Linked DNA regions of Homo sapiens: region 2 is linked to region 1. The links are chromatin contacts, found by Hi-C or POLR2A ChIA-PET in ENCODE. All regions are on one chromosome and are shown on one strand. The core of a region is the stretch at or near the end of the contact, and the rest is flanking DNA. Distances in the headings are between cores, read along the strand shown.

Region 1 (3,937 bases), core at 368-2,867:
GATCACACTAAATGTGGGTGCTATCCATGCTAACCACCTATCACGTTGAAAAACATCCAGTAAGTACATCCCAAACACAGAGAACCTGCTCAAACTCTTCTACGATGGGAAAATTTTGTTCTCAAACAAAACTTGAAAACTCTTCTCACCACTATGGGTGGTTCTGAGTCACTCAAGAACATTATATCGAGTGGAAATTAATGGACAAATTAGGCATTGACAAGCAGTTTCTATTTTCCTTTTTGTATGTGTTGGATATTTTCCAATTGCCCCTCCATATTCAGTCTCAGTCCTCAACCCTGCTGTGACACTTGGGAGACTGAGTTTCCTGGATTGCCCTCTGGCTTCCAGTTGAGTTGGGCCAATGGGAAGCCCTGGCAGGAGATCAGAAGAGAGCTGGGTTCAGGTTATTTATTACCTCAGCTTCCTTTGTGCTGGACTATGGCTTGGATGTAGCCCTCAACTGAAAGCCACAGTTTCTCTCAGATGGCCTGCTCCTAGGGGTGAGAATAGCTTCTAAATTTTGCTAGCCATGGGATTCTGCACCACTCCGTGTTGCATTTCCTTAACCCTGTCCACTTTGTGTAAATCGCCCCTTGTGAACTCTCCCCACTTACCTTGTTTGAATGTGCCATCTGTTTCTCTATCACCTTGTCACCATCTTCCTGGTGTTCAGGATCTATTCTCTGTTTCCATCTTTGGTGACTGGGGCATTAAAAAGGGGTGGATCAGATGAGTAAAGCAAAGCCTCAGGGCACAGATGGGCATCATCAATGCCCATCTGAAAGATCAATCGTCAACATGTTGCAGCCTGCCACTAGGAAGCACAAACCAGAGGACTACCAGGACAGCAGCTTGTAGCATGCCCTCCAATGGCAGCAGATGGCCTTATGGCTTTGGCTGTGCACCCTCAAGGTTCTCTGGCACTGGCAATAGATGACATTTGCTCCTACAGGGGGTGGGCAACCTCTCCAGGTTGCTTCACCTCCTCTTCAAGCAGCCCCTCCACCCCCTACCCCCAACCTACTCCTCCCAGATTCCACATATTATTGGGCAATGGCATCATTGTTCACTCACCAGGCGAGCCTAGTTAGAATTCACCCACAGGAGAAAACGAGTGAAGGCCGTGGGAAGCTAAAGTATGGTGCACCTCTGAGCTGGCTATGAACAAGTATTCCTGGGTATGGTGATGATGGGGATGAGCTCGTCTTGGAAAGGCAGGAGTTCTGGCACCTAGCTTCCCGTAGGATCTGGTTCCCCTCTTTGAAGTGTACCCAGGCGAAGAATGAGTGGCTCCCTTAACCCCTTCTCCTGGCCAGGACCAGTCTGCTAGATACTGCTGGCCCTATTTTCACCCCTAGCTTTGGATCCCTTTCTTCCCTGGAGGGAAAGAGGCCTTCAGGGCAGCCCCGCAGACACGACAGGAGGGATGCAAGAAAACAGGCGCGGCTGGGCATCCGAGCGTGGAAGGGAAATGTCCAACTGAGGGAGGTGAGGGATGTTGGACAAGCCCCGCCGCCCGCCGCACCGGAGCCGGAGAGAAGCAGAGACGTTGGGCCTCCCAGTTTCCTAGAGAGGCCGCGGAGGGCCCCGGGCGCCGACGCGCGTGCGCGACTGGAGCCGCCGGGAGGTAGGCGCGGGACGGGCGGCTGCGGTGGCGGCGGGTGGACCGATTGTCGCTCGGCGGCGGGAGTCGGTGAGAGGCCTGGCGGGGCGCGGGGGTGGGGGTGGCGGCATTGCGGGCGCGGGGCTCCCCGAAGTCCGCGGCATTCTCGGGCCTGCCCGGGCGGCGGACGGGGCCCGGCCTGGAGGCTGCGCCCGTGGCGGGGGTCTGGCGGTGGATCCCGCCCCCGCCACGCTGAGGGCGTATCTAGAACCTCTTTGCCTCCCAGGCGTCCGGGGTAGAGAATCTGGAGCCCGGGTTTCTCCGGGCTTTCTCGTTTCATCCAATTCTGCATATAAAGCGTATTTATCAGAGACAATTAGATAACACGGGAAAGTAGAAGAAAAGTAAAAGTAGCCGCAATCCTGAAATCTGTCTCCAGGCCTCCTGACATTTAAAATATCTGTGCATAATTCTGCACACTGACATCCATAAATATATATTACGAAATGAGAGCGTGCTCTTGCTTTTTAAAAAACCTGTTAGTATTATTGTGAGGAAACAATATTGTGCCAAAATAACACATAACATTTACCATACAATACATAAACGTTTACCATTTAACCATTTGGAAGTGTGTAATTCAGTGACATTAAGTATATCCATACTACTGCTTTTTAAAAATTATAATCTCCTGAATTTGTAGAATGCATTTGTTCTTATTTTGGCTAAAATTAGTGCTGGCATTATGACACCACTAAAACATTTTTTTTTTGGCGAGGATAATTAAGAAATCGTGTTTGCAGTTTATTTTCTGTAGGAGACACATTTGCATGAAGCTCTAAATGGTGAAGTGACATTTGTGCAGAAAAATAGCAAAATCTTGTTTGTCAGGGTGGTTATCTTTCACAATGAAGTAACTAGTATATAAAATGCAGTTTTTAAACAAAGGCAGAGCTCTAACCTGCAGCGATTGTAGCACACTCTGACTTGCACAGGCCTAAGAGATCAGAGTATTGTCTCCTTCCGAATTTAAAAGTGGTGGCCAGGAAAGAATGTTATTCTGTTTCAAACGGCTTGTAGTGCAAAACTAAAAACTCAGTATTAGGTTGGTTGTTTTGCAAGGAAGTGCCAGGGAGTGGTTTGAGCAGTAATTTGATTAAGCAGTTTCAGAGAGCCTCCATGTGTTGTGTGTGTGTCTGCGTGTGTGTGTGTGCATGCATGTGTGTGCATATTCAGGGACCAAAGAATTAGGCTGCTCTTTTATGTTATCTTAATGAAAGGCAGACACATTTTGGTTAGAAAAAAAAAAAAGTCTTACTGTAAGCCGAAAAGATGAGAATGTTTTGAAGATAAACCTCAGTATGCACTTAAAAAGGAAACTGACAAAAAGCATGAAAAATGGCAAGTATTCCACCGCTAGGTTTTCTCTGGCTTCCGGTATCCAGGAAGAATTAGTGCATAAGCAGTCTACGATGTCAGAGAGTAAACTATAGTAAAACATAACACTGTATTTTGCAATTTTCAAGATTTTGTATTAGAAACAATGTGAAAGAGTACATTTCTGTGACTCTCAGGCGAATTGTTAGGTGTTCTGTAAGATTGAATTTATGAATTTCTTTTTTTCCTTCCTATTCTTAAATTTATTTTCTTTTTCCTTGTTTATTTTATTTATTTTATTTTTGAGACGGAGTTTCACTCTTGTTGCCCAGGCTGGAGTGCAGTGGTGCAAACTCGGCTCACTGCAGCCTCCGCCTCCTGGGTTCAAGTGATTCTCCTGCCTCAGCCTCCCAAGTAGCTGGGATTACAGGTGTGTGCCACCACGCCCAGCTAATTTTTGTATTTTAAGTAAAGACGGGGTTTCACCGTATTGGTCAGGCTGGTCTCGAACTCCCGACCTCAGGTGATCTGCCTGCCTCAGCCTCCCAAAATGCTGGGATTACAGGCGTGAGCCACCGTGCCCGCCTCTTGTTTTATATTACTATGTAGCAGCTGTCACTGTTTAGCATACCACGAATCTGTCTCCTCATAGACGCCTCAAGGCAGTACTGGAACATACAGTAGGTTCTCAATAAATATATGACAAATTAATGAAAGAAGGAATCCAAATTGGTAGATAAAAATTGACAGTATTAAATGTCCTCGATTTTTAAGAGCCACTTACCAAGTTAATCTTTAATACCTGGCTGAGCATGGTGGCTCATGCCTGTAATCCCAGCACTTTGGGAGGCTGAGGTGGGTGGGTCACCTGAGGTCAGGAGTTCAAGACCAGCCTGGCCAGCATGGTGAAACCCCATCTCTACTAAAAATACAAAAAATTAGCTGGGCATGGTG
Region 2 (3,857 bases), core at 1,131-3,630, 150 kb before region 1:
GAGAAGGAAAGTAAACTTCAGAGGCAAGAGTGTAGGAGTAGAGCAGAGAGGTGAACAGAAGTTAAATTCTAACTACTGCTCTTGAGAGGCAGTATTCTGAGGAGATGATCCTGTCCTGTAAGTGAAGTGATTTTACTTACATTTCAGCATTAAAGAGGCTTTACTTTACATTTTTCCTTATTTTTAAAAATAGTAATATATTCACTTGGTTCAAAATTTAAAATTATAAAATGTATACTGTGTAAAGTTTCCTTCTCCGTTAGCTTCTTATCTATCTTTCCAGTTATTTCTGCATATGTGTGTACATATATTGTTTTCTAGTTCCCTTTTTTTCACAAATGGTAGGACACCATGAATGACGTGGTACATTTTCCTCTTCTCAATAATATGTCTTAGAGATCTTTCCTGTCAATACACAGCCCCTCTCCGCATTTTTATGGATGCATAGATGTATCATAATTTATTCATGCCAGCACTGATGGAATGTTTGGGTAGTTTTCAATCATTTCTTATTACCAACAATATAATCATGAATAATCTTGGGCATACATCAGTTTGGATGTGTGTAGGCATATATAAGAAAAATTCCTTGAATCAGAATTGCTGAGTTAAAAGGTATATACATGTATAATTTTGATATTGCCAATTTGACCTCACTAGGATTGAACCAATTTATAATTTATACTCCCATCAGAAACAGCTGTATGGGAGTGCCTTTCCTCACTTTCACCAATATGTTTCTCAAAGTTTGTGCTCTTCGCCAAATTTTTGACTTGCATTTTGAACGAATTAATATAGAGTCATTTGTATATTTTTTAAAGTAACTATTCATATATTTTGCCCATGTTTCCATTGAGGTGTTGGGTCTTGTTAATTTGTACACACTTTTATCACAGGAAAATTAGTCCTTTGTTTACAATGGCAGCTGCAAATTTTTCTCAGTTTGTCAAGTGTCTTTGTGACTATATATGCCATGTGACTTTGCTTAAAGTGTTTTTTGCCATGCAGTCAATCTTTTACGACTTCTGGGTACTGTACCACAATTAGAAAGACCTTTTTCACTCTGAGCATGAAGAGAGTCTTAAGTGGTGTCAGGACTCTATTAGTGAGAAATGGTGGGGGTGGGAGGGCTGGATATCAAGAAAGGTCAGTTAGGTTTTTCTAATAGTCTAAACACATGACTTAAGTTCTAAACGAAGTAGGGATAAGGCAATTGAGAAAAACTTGGTAGTCCTTGGTAACTGATCTGGGGGTGATGGAAAGGAATTTTTAAAAAGAATTTTGAATAATTTTCAAATAACATAAAAATAACAAATTCTTAAACATACATTTTATTAGCTTCTCACAAAAGGTTTTCAAAGCAGAAGTTAAAAAAAACAAAAGGATCAGAGGAGCGAATCCACTCAAGGCCACTTAGCTAACTGAGACATGGGAGCAAATTCTGAATTCAGGGATTCTAATTCCAGAAGTCCAAAACAATTCCATCTACGAAGAAACTTATGAAACCCAAACAACCCAAACTGTTCTAAAACAACAGTTTCCAAACACCAGTCCACGACAAAGCTTTAATCTGGTAAGCTGCAAAAAGAGAAAACCAGTAACAATCGTCGCTGACAGGTTGGCAATGAGTGTGTGTGTGTGTGTGTGTGTGTGTGTGTGTGTGTGCGCGCGCGCGCGCAAAGGCCAGCATTTATTCTGAGTTTACGGTCTTAGTACTTTGTGTTAAAATGTATTGCCTGAAGTAATGTTGGTATGGGTGGTTTCAAGTTTGAGTTTTTCAAGTTTGATTTTTAAATACCATTATATTACAAAACTAAAAGACTAAAAAAGCTAAAATCGTTCCACCCCTTAAAACAAACAAACAAAAAAATCCGTCCTCAAGAGTCTGGGCGCCACCGGTAATAGGGAAACCTCAGAATGTTTCTGTGGATTAGCCTCAGACAAGACTGAGGAAGAGCAGAAAGGCCTGAGCTGGGGGAGCAGGCTACTGAGGCAGCTCTTCTCAAAGCGCCAGCAGAGTCCGTTAGACAGGAGCACCGGTCCACAAACACACACAGACTCGGAGCTGCTGTCCTCAGTACTTCCCTCGGGCCGGCTGCCTGCCCAGCCGAGGCCACGACGTCGAACCCCAACACGAAGCTGGCGACGGACCATGCCGGGGGTCAGGGCCCGGGAGAGGCTACCGAGGGCTGTGCAGTCCCAGCAAGCTCAGGCCCGCGTCCCGGGCCGCCTTCCCTGCACGCCCACCCGCCCCCGAGCCCACCCCGCTCACCGGGGGCTCCCGCTGCGGCTCCAGCCTTGCGTACCGCCGCCTCGGCGCCAGGCCGCTAGGAGATGACACAGGAACGAGCCCTTCCGGCAGCCGAGGCACAGAATAATGGCCGAGCCGAGAATACTGCGACTTCCGGTTGCACCCCGCCCCTCATCCCGGATCTCTAGGAAGCCACATCTCTATGGTTCGTTTCTTTTCCCAGAACTGGGGAAGAGAGGCGGAACTCCTGAGCCCTTGGGTACTAGTGTTCCTTACATCGAACAAGAACTGGCCGCTGTTTCAGACCGGAAGGGTGCAGAGATGAAAGACAGGACCCAGGGTCTCAGGATGCCTGTTGCCTCCTAAGAGAGTTGGACATTTCTATTTTGATTTGCATTTCAATTGAGGTTGATAGGGAGTGACCTTCACGTCTGAATGACCTGGTAGGTGACTTTTCTGGTCTCTTCTTGAACTTATGCAATTCTCACTATAAATAATAACATGACTTATAAATCACCCTCTTGTGAATTCGCTTACTGTGGTGTATCTCTTGCCCACATGATGACATATTGGAGCTATGATATTAAATAATAATCAAGTTGATGGTGCAAGGTAATGTGCAAATGGTAGGGACATCTCTCCCCTGAAAGAAGAGGTTATTCTAGCTGTCCATCGCCCTGGGTAAAGTCAGGTGTATATAAAGGAAACTGGCACTCTGATCCTCTCTTTGGTCTTCAGTCTCTTAAGTTTGGACTTCTGGAACTGACACCCCTATATGGGACTATGGCTGAAACAAGTCTCCAAAAGGGCAAAGGCCATGTCTGCATGGATCCCATGTATTTAGCACCTAGTACAAAGCTGAAGCCATATAGGTTGTAGATGAATGTTTATTCAATGAGCAAGGTTCATGTTATTCTGTTTATGTCTTTTTTTTTTTTTTGAGATGGAGTTTTGCTCTTGTTGCCCAGGCTGGAGTGCAGTGGCGCAATCTTGGCTCACTGCAATCTCCACCTCCCGGGTTCAAGCGATTCTTCTGCCTCAGCCTCCTGAGCAGCTGGGATTACAGGCACGTGCCACCATGCCTGGCTATTTTTTTTTTTTTTTTTTTTTTTTAGTAGAGACGGGGTTTCACAATGTTGGCCAGGCTGGTCTTGAACTCCTGACCTCAGGTGATCCACCCCCACCTTGGCCTTCTAAAGTGTTGGAATCACAGGCGTGAGCCACCGTGCCAGGCTTATTCTGTTTATTTCTTTATGTTCTCTCCTGGCATTCATTAAACAACATACTTAAACTTCAGCCTTGATTCATTCATTCATTCAACTACTGAGTACTTGCCATATGCCAAATACTGTTCTGGGCACTAGGGACATAGATAAAGAGGTAAAGTCTCTGTTCTCATGGGGCTTACATTTCTAGTGGGATAAACAGAAAACAAATATAAAAATGTGTCAGGTGGTGGTAAATGCTAAGAAATGTGAAAGCTGATCATAAGAATTGGGTCATTTTTGTCATACCTAATAAAAGAAAGTCGAGAAATTAGCTGGGGGAAGCACTCAGGGTACACAACATTGCTCCAGGAATGTTATTCTCTGTAAGCTTGACTGCT

Evidence for each region. A loop is a pair of places that touch in the nucleus more often than their neighbours do. ChIA-PET counts read pairs that join two places held with the same protein, here RNA polymerase II (POLR2A). Pooled maps may share reads with other maps.
Region 2: a map of gastrocnemius medialis shows a loop between it and region 1 (11-fold over the local background). The contact joins the promoter of ZNF197 here to the promoter of ZNF445 in region 1. A Hi-C loop is called at or near these places in 16 of 168 maps with a recorded cell type or tissue (CD4-positive, alpha-beta T cell, CD8-positive, alpha-beta T cell, HCT116 and 11 more), 11 of 37 single-sample maps with no recorded cell type and 24 of 50 pooled maps. POLR2A ChIA-PET finds 5 or more read pairs at or near these places in 3 of 52 experiments (MCF 10A, activated T-cell and activated naive CD4-positive, alpha-beta T cell).

What each region holds. Positions count from the first base shown.
Region 1 is chr3:44,475,350-44,479,286 of GRCh38, reverse strand. ZNF445 (zinc finger protein 445) reads left to right here and starts at 1,617. Exons shown (of 8, transcript NM_181489.6): 1 at 1,617-1,696. It overlaps LOC101928529 (a long non-coding RNA gene), which reads right to left and starts at 1,597. Exons shown (of 4, transcript XR_940785.4): 1 at 1,078-1,597; 2 at 618-705. RefSeq lists silencers at 1,640-1,799, 1,820-1,869.
Region 2 is chr3:44,623,559-44,627,415 of GRCh38, reverse strand. It overlaps ZNF197 (zinc finger protein 197), which reads right to left and starts at 2,380. Exons shown (of 6, transcript NM_006991.5): 1 at 2,273-2,380. The region is part of intron 2 of ZNF660-ZNF197 (ZNF660-ZNF197 readthrough); the gene reads right to left. All of the region lies in intron 2 of ZKSCAN7-AS1 (ZKSCAN7 ZNF cluster antisense RNA 1), which reads left to right. It overlaps ZNF197-AS1 (ZNF197 antisense RNA 1), which reads left to right and starts at 2,619. Exons shown (of 2, transcript NR_046658.1): 1 at 2,619-2,694. RefSeq lists an enhancer at 1,545-2,047 and a silencer at 2,027-2,376.